Regions from separate parts of the Homo sapiens genome. Here region 1 is linked to region 2. A link is a loop called in an ENCODE intact Hi-C map of the cell type or tissue named here. Cell type or tissue: heart right ventricle. All regions are shown on one strand. Each heading gives the region's core, and the rest is flanking DNA. Links, peaks and the distances in the headings are about the cores only.

Region 1 (5,371 bases), core at 180-5,179, 260 kb after region 2:
CAACCTCCTCCACCTCCTGGGTTCAAGCAATTTTTCTGCCTCAGCCTTCTGAGTAGCTGGGATTACAAGCGTGTGCCACCACACCCAGCTAATTTTTGTATTTTTAGTGGAGACAGGGTTTCACCATGTTGGTCAGGCTGGTCTCAAATTCCTGACCTCAGGTGATTCTCCCGCCTCGGCCTCCCAAAGTGCTGGGATTACAGCCGTGAGCCACCGTGCCCAGCCCACAACCACATCCTTAAAACAGTTGTCTACACTTGCTGCCTTCCTTCACTGACTCCCTCTCAGTCCTTAACTCAGTCTAATTTGGATTCAGTCCTGTGACTCCACTAAAATAGTCTTCCCATGTCCCCAGTGACCTTGTCTTGATAAATCTATGGGCTCTCAGCCCTCATCGTACTTGACTTCTCGGCTGTAGTGGACTCCGTTGGCCATGCCCTCCTTGAAATGCTCTCTTCCCATAGTGGTAAGGAGTATGGGCTTCTGGTCAAACAGATATGGGTGAAATTCCAGCCCTGCCACCTACCTGCTGTGTGGTTTTGGATCAGTTACTTGGCTTCTCTGTGCCTCATTTCTATATCTGTAAAAATTAGAGTAATAATTGTACCACAACATAGGGTTATTATTGGGAGGACTAATGAATGAGATAATCCATGTAAAATGCTTAGAACCATGCCTCGCCTATTGTAAGAATTCCATAAAGTTTTACTATTATTAAGAGATTTTAATGGCTTGTTATCTCAGTGGAATTACAACTTCCCAGAAGGCAGTAAACATTGAAGTACAACATACATTTCTCTATTGCACATTGACTAAGAATATCCCATGTCCTATAAGATAGACAAGGCACTATTCCTCTCCTACTGGTGAGGAACCTGGACCGCTGCCCACAGCCAGCAGGTAGGTGGGTGAGGTTGCACGGCAGCACTGCTCAGAGAGGACTTCCCCAGCAAGTCTGAGGAGTTGCACAGTGGAGGGACAGGGATAGGACCTAGGAGAGCAGGGGAGACGTTCCACCAAAGCTGAGTTCTAGGGGTGGTTTTAAGCAAGGGAGAGCTGTGCTTTCTTTGTGAAAGAAACAGCCCTTAGTTGGCAAGTTCTCCAATGCATAACTCCCCCAGGCATGGTAATGCTGTTTACAAGCGCAGGAAACCCATGGTGAGAACAAAACTTTTCAAGAGCAACTTCTCTCTTGCCCTTGGAGATTTATTTAGTTGCTACTGAGGTGCCTGGACCCAAGCTGAGATCCCTTGTGAGGAAGTTGGGAACACGTCCTGTGCGTTTCAGAAATCTCTGTTCTTTACTTTTTCTACAATCAACACCAGCACATGGAGGGGAGAGGGAAAATAGTGGGATGGGCATATTGCTGTGGGGACCAGGCTTGGAGACACCCTGAGAACACCAGGCAGCACAGGTCAGGTGGGGACACACGAGGGCATGGGAGGACAAGGGGTCTGTTACGTAATCCCAACCTGCTTGTCAGCAGAGCCAGGAATAGCGCTTCTTAGGAGGGATTTCCCCCCAGGAAATCTTCAAAGCCCCAGACAGAGGCCGCAGTCCTTGGAAGCTTATGTATGTGTTTGGCCACAGTGAGCCCATCCCGGGTCTGGCTCTGGTGCTCCAGAGAGGACTGTGGTTGGCCCAGCATGTGAGCGCCAAGCAGGTCTGTCACCGAGCTCTCCCCAGCCACTGCGCATTCCGCACTTTGTAATCTCATCCCAGGCTGCCCTGGCTCGGCAGTGTCACACGGCCCTCAGCCACACAGACACCAGCGAACTGAAGCACACAGCTGCTGACTTGGCTTCCTGCTCTGCCTACGACAGTTGATGGAGAGTTCCAGAAACTGGGCCCAGAGTCTCACACAGAGCTGGCTAGAACACACATGAAATCTGACTTTGGGTGATGATAGGGAAATTACCTCCCATGTGTAAAGGCTTCCAGCCACACTCCCTCTATGTCTTTGAGCCACTTCCTGTTTACATGGCCACCTTTTCGGAGGAGAGGGGAAGAGGGAGGAGGAGGGGACACTGCCGGGGAGAGGGGAGGGTTCCCTGGGGGATGTGAGGAAAGTGGGGAAACACGGGGGGGGGGACACTAAGGCAGAACTGAGATGAGACGATGAGAGGAGGTGAGTGTATGTGCAGGAGACACTGACCGTGGGCATGGGGGTGGGGGACAGGGCCGTGAGAAGAGAGAAGGGGACGGCCCTCCTGTCTCAGGCGCTGAGCCCAGTCCTCCCTCTTCAGCCTTCTGTGAGCCAGAATGGACTCCCGGAGGGGATGGAGCTGTGCTGAGGGAAGCCAAGGAAGCCACAGTGCATTCCAGAGCTAGTGGAAACTATTTTTGAGCCAGCTATGGAGAGATGATTTGTACCCTGAGGGCCTGACGTCTGCCTGGTTATAACACTGAGCTGGGTGAGGATGGGAAGAAGAGAACCCCTCCTCATTTCTGCCCCATCCCAAGCTGGCTCCTTCCTTCCTGCAGCCCCACTGCGGTCCTGCTAGCCCTCTGCGGTCACCCATGGCTGCCTTGGGCCTCTGCAGACCCAGAGTGGCGTTTGGGGGTGAATGGAGCAGTGGCTTTGTTCCTGGGCCAGAGTTGAGGGTCCCCGTGCCCTGCCTCAGAGGCCCTGCTGAGGGTCCCCATGGTCCCTGTGCCCTGCCTCAGAGGCCTCCCTGAGGGTCCCCGTGCCCTGCCTCAGAGGCCTCGCTGAGGGCCACTGTGCCCTGCTCTGGCATGCCTCAGGGAGCTCCCCACGCAGGGCAGAAGGGGGCCTCTGTGGTGTGAGCCTCCCCGCCAAGGCTCAGACTGGCCGAGCAGCTCCCTCAGGCTCTGGGTGTTGTCAGTCCTGGCTGTTCTTGCTTCCGACTGGGCATGGCCTCGGTCACCTCATGAGGCCCTTTAACTGTGGAAGTCTGTGATTTAAGCTGACAAAAAGGGTACCCCTGAACATCCTCCAAAAAGACCTGTGCCAAGCTCCCCCCACACCCCGCCATGATAAGGCAGTGATGTTTAATGAGCCAACACTATTCTAAGTGGTTTATAGAGGTTAAGCGAGCTAACTCACACAACAACCCTACCCGCAAGGCATTTTTACTGGCCCCATTTAAATATACAAAGGGGTGAAACGGCAGCCACTGCTGGTAAATAGCAGATTCAGGAGGCCAGCCCGGGCAGCCTGATTCCAGAATCCCTGTGTTAACCACCGCACTCCACTGCCCCCTTTTCCAGGTGGTTCTTCATAGCCCAGCTCTGTTCTCCACTGCCCATGTTTCATGGTGAACAGGCTCCTCTTCATCCTCAGCCTTATGCACAACTTCCCACCTGCTCCTTCTCCTGGGTCTGTTGGTGCCTGAGACCACAGGGTAGGGGGAGGTTGGGGAGGCTGGTGGTGGGAGGCCTCCCACACCCAGGTCACACGTTTCTCGCCCCCCAGTACTGCCTTTGGCTCATTGCCTTCCATCCCCTTTGCTCCCTCTTTTGAGATTGTCTCATCCCTCCACTTTTCCTGTCACATACCTCCTGGTTACCCCCTACATTCCCCAAAGACCTGATCCTGCCTCACACTCTCGCCCTCTGCCCCGAGTTCTGCTGTTCTGGGTGCCTTGCCTTTCCCTGTGGACAAGCTGTACTACACGTGGGTCTCCGAGTTCCTAGAGTGTCAACTCCAGTGGCACCCACGGCAATGCCAGCTCCCGTGTCCTGATGCCCCATGTGTCAGAGATCACTTGGAAGAGCACTGATGTTTCTGACAGCATTCCTGCAAGGGAGGCATTATCCTCATCAACACAGGAGGAAACGGATCATCAGAGAAGTTTAGGGACCTGCCCAAGGTGACCCAGGGATCTGAACTGAGCTCCAGCCCACACCCTCAGCTTGTCACACAGCTGGTCACCCTGTTTCCCTGAACTCCTCTGCTGTTGGAACTTAAGGCTTCAGCATCTCCCCATGGCCACACCCTCGCCCTCAGCCCAGCCTCTCCTTCCTCCCACTCCATCTCTACTGTGATCTCTTCAGAGTTTGCCATTCCCTTGATTCCTTCATTTCCCCATCCTGCACGACTTTCTTCTGAATGGTTCTCTTTAATCTGAAGAATGCTCAAATGTATCCCATCTGCAAAATCCCCCATCCTCCTTGTCCCCCATCTCCGCCTGTCCCCACACAACTAGGTTACCTGTGGGAGTCCCCTACGCTCACTGTCACCACCTCCTTACACCCTGCAGGCTGGATTCTGTCCTCACTGCTTTGTGGTGCAGCCTGGTAGCTGCTTTAGGATTTGCCTGCCTTGACCTCCACAGAGCGTCGATGCTGGGGCTTCCTCTCACGTCTTCCTGGGCTGACAGGGCCACTGGCTCCCCTTCTGCCTCCCAGCCTGCCCCTTCCTCTGAATAGCCAGGATTCAATTTTATAAGAGGAGGCAAGAGGCTGTGTCTTGGCCCATAGCCCACACAAGCACTTTTGCTGATGGAAAGCTGTTGAATTCTATACAGCTGAAAATCTGTATAAATAGACACATTTACAACTTCCTGTCCATTTGGCTATCAATCATTGTAACAAAGGTACTAATAATAACAACTTGCATGTGTAGCAGTTCACAGCTTGCACAGGGATTTCACATGTCCTTCAGTATCCCTATCTATGTGTAATGAAAATATTTTTTCCGCAGGCACTATTAAATTCAACTCACTTTGCCAAGGTAGCATTAGATGTTAGCTTTGTTTTGATGAAGAGTCCTGACTTAGGTCCTCTGAGCACTGTCCGCCAGGATGTTGTTCCCAATCCCCATGATGGTGATTGATAGGTTATTGATCCTTGGGACAGGGCCAAATGACGCTGGTCCTTTTGATGACATGTGTTCCTCCTAGGGCAGTAGGAGGGTCTGGGGCTGACCAGAAGATGCAGGCAATCTCTGAGCACGCAGGCTGAGGGAAAGGCAGGTTGAGGCTCAACTGCAGGAGCTGAGACATTTGGATTGGGATAAAATGTGACCAGGCCTATGTAGCTTTTGACTGTCTGTGTGGGTCACGCTTTCTGAAGGAGTCTTGGAAGTCTTGGTTTCAACCAAGGTGGCCCAGTAGTTGTGACTTGTGTGCCAGCTCCCACCACTTGGTAGAACCTACTTGGAGGACTGCATTGAGGATTCTGAGGGCAAGCCCAGGCCCCTTGGAGAAGACTCCTATGAGGAGACAGCGATGCCTGCCACAAGTGTGGAGAAGGAGATGTGCAGCGTCTGCTGTCACTGCTTTAGGCTGTCTCTGAAAGGCAGGGAACTACCCAAGGTAAACTCAACTGGGACTATTATCAGAGTCACAAAGGACAAGCATTCTGGTGGCTTCAGTGATTTCATCAAGTGTGAAGCCTGGGGCTTATT
Region 2 (5,371 bases), core at 147-5,146:
CTGATCCACATGGACGCGCTTTGTAAACATGCATGTGCTGTGTACGTGTTGGTCATGAATGCTTCCCGGGAACACATCAGGCGTTATGTCTCTAAGAGAGTCAGGCATCAGGAAGAGGTAGACATGGAAGGATGAGTGGAAAATTGGAGAGGAGTTGGAGAAAGGGAGAACATTGCTGAGAAATCTCAATAGCCTTTTCAGTTGTTCGTCTCTGTCCTGTCATCTGTCTGTGATTGCCATGGCTAACGCTTTCCCATCTCTTCTGCCTCCCACCAGGTGGGATGTCCTTCACAGCTCTACCCTTGACCTTCTGCCTCCCCCTCGGTTCAGTGAACATTTATGGAGCACCTGCTATGAGCCACAGTCTCTCATAAGAGACCTAGGATTGCGAGAGAATAAGCTAGAATTGTGTAACAAGATAAAATAGTCCAGAGGGAGAGAGTTGTCTCTGGGGAATACTTCTTGGAAGGGGTGATCTCTGAGCTGATTTTGCCAGGAGGCCGAGGGGAAGGAAGTAGGACAGTCTAGGTAGAGAGAACTGTGGGACAAAGGCAGTTCCCTGTTTTCTCCGAGTGGGTGCTTCCAACTACAGTCCAGTTCTGTGCCTTCAGCCATCTGCCAGCATTCGCACAGGTTTAGTGAGCTTCACTTTAAACCAACAGGTAACAGTTATAAATGCAAACACATCATCTCTTCCTCCTCTAAGACCTGACCTCCCTTTGCTTGCTAATGGTCCCACTAATCTCCCAATAATGCACTCAAACCATCATCTTCGTCTCTTGCCACCTTTTCTTACTTACATGAAATCAGCATGGACTCCTCTCTCTCCCTTCCTCCCATCCTTGCTTCCTCCCTTTCTTCTAAATCGTATCAGAGCGCTGAATTCCATTTGGACAGTGAGTTACATAGGACATCAAGATGTCATATCCCTGTTTGTGTCAGGAAATTGCAGTTTGGATCCCAGTGTCCTTAGTGAGACATCCCCGAAGCCCACAAGGAGGAAGCCTAGCTCTGTCCTTTCTGGCTTTTGCTTTCAGTACATGTTACCCTTTCTCTGGAGCGCTCAGTCTTAGTTTTGCCCTTTCTTATTTCATTCTTTCTCTATTTCTGTATTTTTTTTAAACTGGATTTTCATTGCAGTCAGACGGACCTGGGTTTGGATCCAGTTTTACTATTTGCTGTGTAACCTTGGACAAATTACTTAATCTCACTACACCTCAGTTTCCTTATCAGAAAAGTAGGGATAATAACGGGAGGACCTCATAAGGCTGTCGTGAGGATGGATTGAGACAGTCTATGTGAAATGCTTAGCACAGTGGCTGGCATGGAGTGGATGCTACCTACGTTTTGGCTGCAATATAACAATAATAATCATTACTATTGTCCTGCTCTGGTATGTCTTTTGAAAAAATTCCTTAACTTTATTTCTTTTTGTCTTATTTCTCTTTTCAGCCCCCGTCCTTGCTTCCTCTTTCTCTGTTTTATCTTTCTTAAATGGCTATGGCATACAACTGATTTTTTGAAATACTGGTTATATTTGAATAGAATGTCAGGTTTCCTAATCTTGATTTACAAAACGCATTAGCAGACTTTACATTTCTCCCTTAACTAGATTTTAGCTTCTCCCCTCGGAGGCCCTGGAGCTCCCTCCCATCAGCCAGCACAGGCCTCAGAGCCCTTGGTGCTGAAACATCACTCCACGGCTCCATTTTCTAGCAGTCGTCAACGCTCCAGACAAATGATGTTTCTATGATTTCCTCAGAGTCCTGGGCCACTTCACAGAGGTCTGTCGAGTAAATTAACTGCAGAGCTTCTGAAAGTCAGCCGCCAGCTGTGTGGACACCGGGGCCCGGGCCCAGGCCGGGCTGCCCAGTGTGCACACCCCTGGGAGCAGGCCCGTTTCCTCCCGCCCCTCCTGCACCCGCCTCTCCCCCCTCTTCCTCCTCGGAACCAGGATGTTTTTCCTCGCCTTTTTATTGTTTCGCTAACCTGGCAGGTCTCCTTTGGTGGAGCCCTGCCACCCAGCTTCCTCTCTGGGTGTGATCAAATGTGACGGTGACAACACAGGAGACCCGGAAGGCCCGCACCACCCCGCTGGCACCCTTGGCCTTCGCGTCCAGAGGGGACTGGGAGCTACCAGCTTCAACTTCTTTCTAGAAACTCCCCCTTTACCAAAGAGCCTCCTCTTCAGCCACTGTGTTGGATGTTTATTTGTCAAAGGATGAGAGGGGCAAAGAAAATGGAGGCAGCAAGGAAGGTGCCCCTAGAAACAAGGTAGACCCCCTTTCCTCCCTGCAGAAAGCCTTTTTGTTCACTTATTTAACCAACTGGGAATCTTCTGACCTTTGACCCTAGGACTTTTCCTCAAGGCCTTGGAAAAAAAAAAACCTATAGAATTCCTTTTAAAGCAAAGAGCTTGAGGTCACTCCAAGGTCCTTCATCTTTCACTCCTGCTGGGATAGGCTGTATCCCTCCTTCATGCCCGAGGCCACCTCAGAGCCAGTTCTATTTCTGGAAGGCTGACCCTGACTTGGGAGCTCCAGGCCAGGCCTCCCCTGGGTCTGGGTTCAGTCCAGCAGACGTCTGTCACCCGGAGAGAATGCTCAGCTGAACAAGAGCCGACCCCTCACAGGGAGGGGAGGTAGATTTTACTTTCTTCATCGCTAGAGCGCTTGCAGGGGAAGCGTTTTAAAAATCTGATCGTCAAATCTCATGTCTAGCACTTTCCAACATGCTTGATTTTTCTTAGGGCTGCTTCTTTCAGAGCAAGAACAAGGAAGGAAACGAAACTCCCTGAGAGCCCTGGACAGTCCAGATCGAGGGCTGAGTCTTTTGTTCACACAAACTCATTTGGCTTCTAAACGTCCTCCACCCAAAATCATTACATCCGCAGCAGCATTTCAAAACACAGCCCAGAGTGGCCTCGCTGAGTGGGCGGCTGCTTTTCTGGGGAGGCTGCAGCCACCTTCCCACAGGCCCCCAAGGTTCTTGCATGTCCCAGAATATCCCGCTGCTGGCCACCGGCCTGAAATCCCCCTCATCCGGAGGACCCTTGGTGGAAGGTATGAGGCAAAGAGGGCCTGCAGGGGAAGGGCCCCTGCTGTCTGAAGGGGACTGGGACTGGCAGCCGTGGAAGGGAGGATGAGTTTCTAATCCTAACCTTGCCCCTTCCAAACTCCCAGGCACAGTCTCAGTGTCTACCCCTGGGGGGCCCGTTCTCACACCCCAGAAGCATCATAGGGACTTATTAACATGGTCCAGCTCTCCTGGAACTCCTTGAGGTAGATTCTATACCTGATTCATCCGTGTAACCCTCACAGTGTCTTGCTTATGGTTGGTGCTCAGTAAATACATACTTTTTTATTTTTTTATTTTTTTTGAGACAAGAGTCTTGCTCTGTCACCCAGGCTGGAGTGCAGTGGCATGATCTCGGCTCACTGAAACCTCCGCCTCCCAGGTTCAAGTGATTCTTGTACCTCAGCCTCCTGAGTAGCTGAGATTACAGACATGTGCCACCATGCCTGGCTAATTTTTGTAGTTTTAATACAGACAGGGTTTTGCCATGTTGGCCAGGCTGGTCTCGAACTCCTAACCTCAAGTGATCCACCCGCCTCGGCCTCCCAAATTGCTGGGATTACAGGCATGAGCCACTGCGTTTGGCCTAGTAAATACATACATTTCTTATTGTAGTAAAATATGCACAACATAAAATTTACCATTTTAACCATTTTTAAGTATACAGTTCAGTGGCATTGAGTACAATCACAATGTTGTTGCAATCATCGTCACCATCTGTTTACTGAAATTTTTCATCATCCCAAATAGAAACTCATTAAATAATAACTTCTTGTTCCTCCCTGCTTCCAGCCCCTGATAAACCTTTATTCCGCTTTCTGTCTCTGTGATTTTGCCTATTCTTGATACCTCATGAAAGTGGAATCATGTAATATTTGTCCTTTTGTGGCTGGCTTATTTCACTTACCATCATGTTTTTAGGGTTTACCCATGTTGTAGCATGTGTTAGAATTTCCCTCATTTTGAAGGCTGAATAATATCCCATTGTACGTATATACCACATTTTGTTTATCCTTTCATCTACTGATAGACAGCTGGGTTGCTTTCATCTTTTAGCTGTTGTGAATAATCCTGCTATGAAAATGGGTGCATAAGTGTCTGTTTGAGTTCCTGCTTTCAATTCTTTTGCATATAGACCCAGAAGTGGGATTGCTGGATCAACTCATAACTCTTAAGGTTTTGAGGAACCGCCATACTGTTTTCCACAGTGGCTGCACCATCTTACATTCCCACCAGCACTGCGGGAGTGTTCTGAGTTCTCCATATCCTCGCCAGCATTTCTTTTCCATTCTTCCTTTTTGATAATAGCCTTCCTAATGGGTATGAAAGTAAATATTTTTTGAATTTATAAATGCTACTCATTGGTGTATTGCAGATTTGAAACTGTTACTATACCTCTTGGACCTCAGTCCTGTGAAGGTCAGGTTATTTGGTTGCTATGGTCCCTAAGGGTAGTGGTCACCTTTGGAGAGGGATGGGGGCACCAGAGACAATCCAGGTAACTTTGGCCAGAATGAAGGATGTAAAGCAGTATGGATGCTAGTCAGTAGAGCTTGCCACACGCCGGAAATCAGTTTAGCAAGAGCTTCTCTCTGCTCAATCTTCACTGGTTTTCATTTGAAAGTGGTCAGTTAGGAAAGACACTGGAATGAAGGAGCTGGGCTCTAGTCTCTGCTCTGCCACCTATTTTCTGGGTTAACCTGGGCAGGTGACTTATGTACTGAGCCTCAGTCTCCACTTCTGTAAAATAGGGCAAGAATTACCCTCCTGCCTGCCACTCAGAGGGTCAGAATCTAAAGGGATAATTTAGGCCATGAAATTATCCTGTGAAAAGTGCTTTGTCGATTGTAAAATGCATGGGAATTTTTTTCTTAATTTGATCTGTGGGAAGAGAAGCACAGATTCATTCTCCTGGAAAGGACCTGTGAACAGTAGTCTGCCCCTCTTCAGTCTGTGGCCATCCATCATACTCAAAGGGGAATTTTAAAGGAGGGTGCTAAAAGTCCTTTAAAAAAAAAAAAGCCTGTTTTCTCCCCTCCCTGTGTGAACAATTAAATTTTAGGAAAATGTTTTAAAATGACAAAGAAACCCACTCTCATAGGTATAAGGATCCATTGCTGGTATCTAAGACAATGTTATATTTTCATTTGATTGTGGTCCACCAGTCCCCAAATTGAGGATCCCAGGAATGCTCTACCGGGGAGGCAGGAACGGGCAATTCCACAGCTGAGCATCAGTGTCTTACTGTTCTGGAACCGCTCCCTTTTGAGCAATATGACCTTCATCTTTCTTCTAC

The links. A loop is a pair of places that touch in the nucleus more often than their neighbours do. Peaks named below come from ENCODE experiments on the same cell type or tissue, not always from the same donor. Only the 100,000 strongest peaks of a DNase experiment are listed, where the experiment ranks them.
Region 1: it touches region 2 in a loop (2.8-fold over the local background); 8 of 110 quality-filtered maps call a loop at or near these places.

The regions. Positions count from the first base shown.
Region 1 is chr3:124,777,430-124,782,800 of GRCh38, reverse strand. All of the region lies in intron 10 of ITGB5 (integrin subunit beta 5), which reads left to right. Among named protein-coding and RNA genes, the nearest start is that of MIR544B, 48 kb to the right of the region's middle. RefSeq lists enhancers at 1,645-1,704, 4,982-5,371. In heart right ventricle, for the core only: no CTCF peak of the experiment used is centred there; DNase peaks (open chromatin) are centred at 1,670 and 2,240; H3K4me3 peaks cover 1,341 bases; H3K27ac peaks cover 5,000 bases.
Region 2 is chr3:125,040,437-125,045,807 of GRCh38, reverse strand. All of the region lies in intron 1 of HEG1 (heart development protein with EGF like domains 1), which reads left to right. Among named protein-coding and RNA genes, the nearest start is that of HEG1, 13 kb to the left of the region's middle. RefSeq lists an enhancer at 1,422-1,935. In heart right ventricle, for the core only: no CTCF peak of the experiment used is centred there; DNase peaks (open chromatin) are centred at 1,878, 2,545 and 2,917; H3K4me3 peaks cover 2,248 bases; H3K27ac peaks cover 5,000 bases.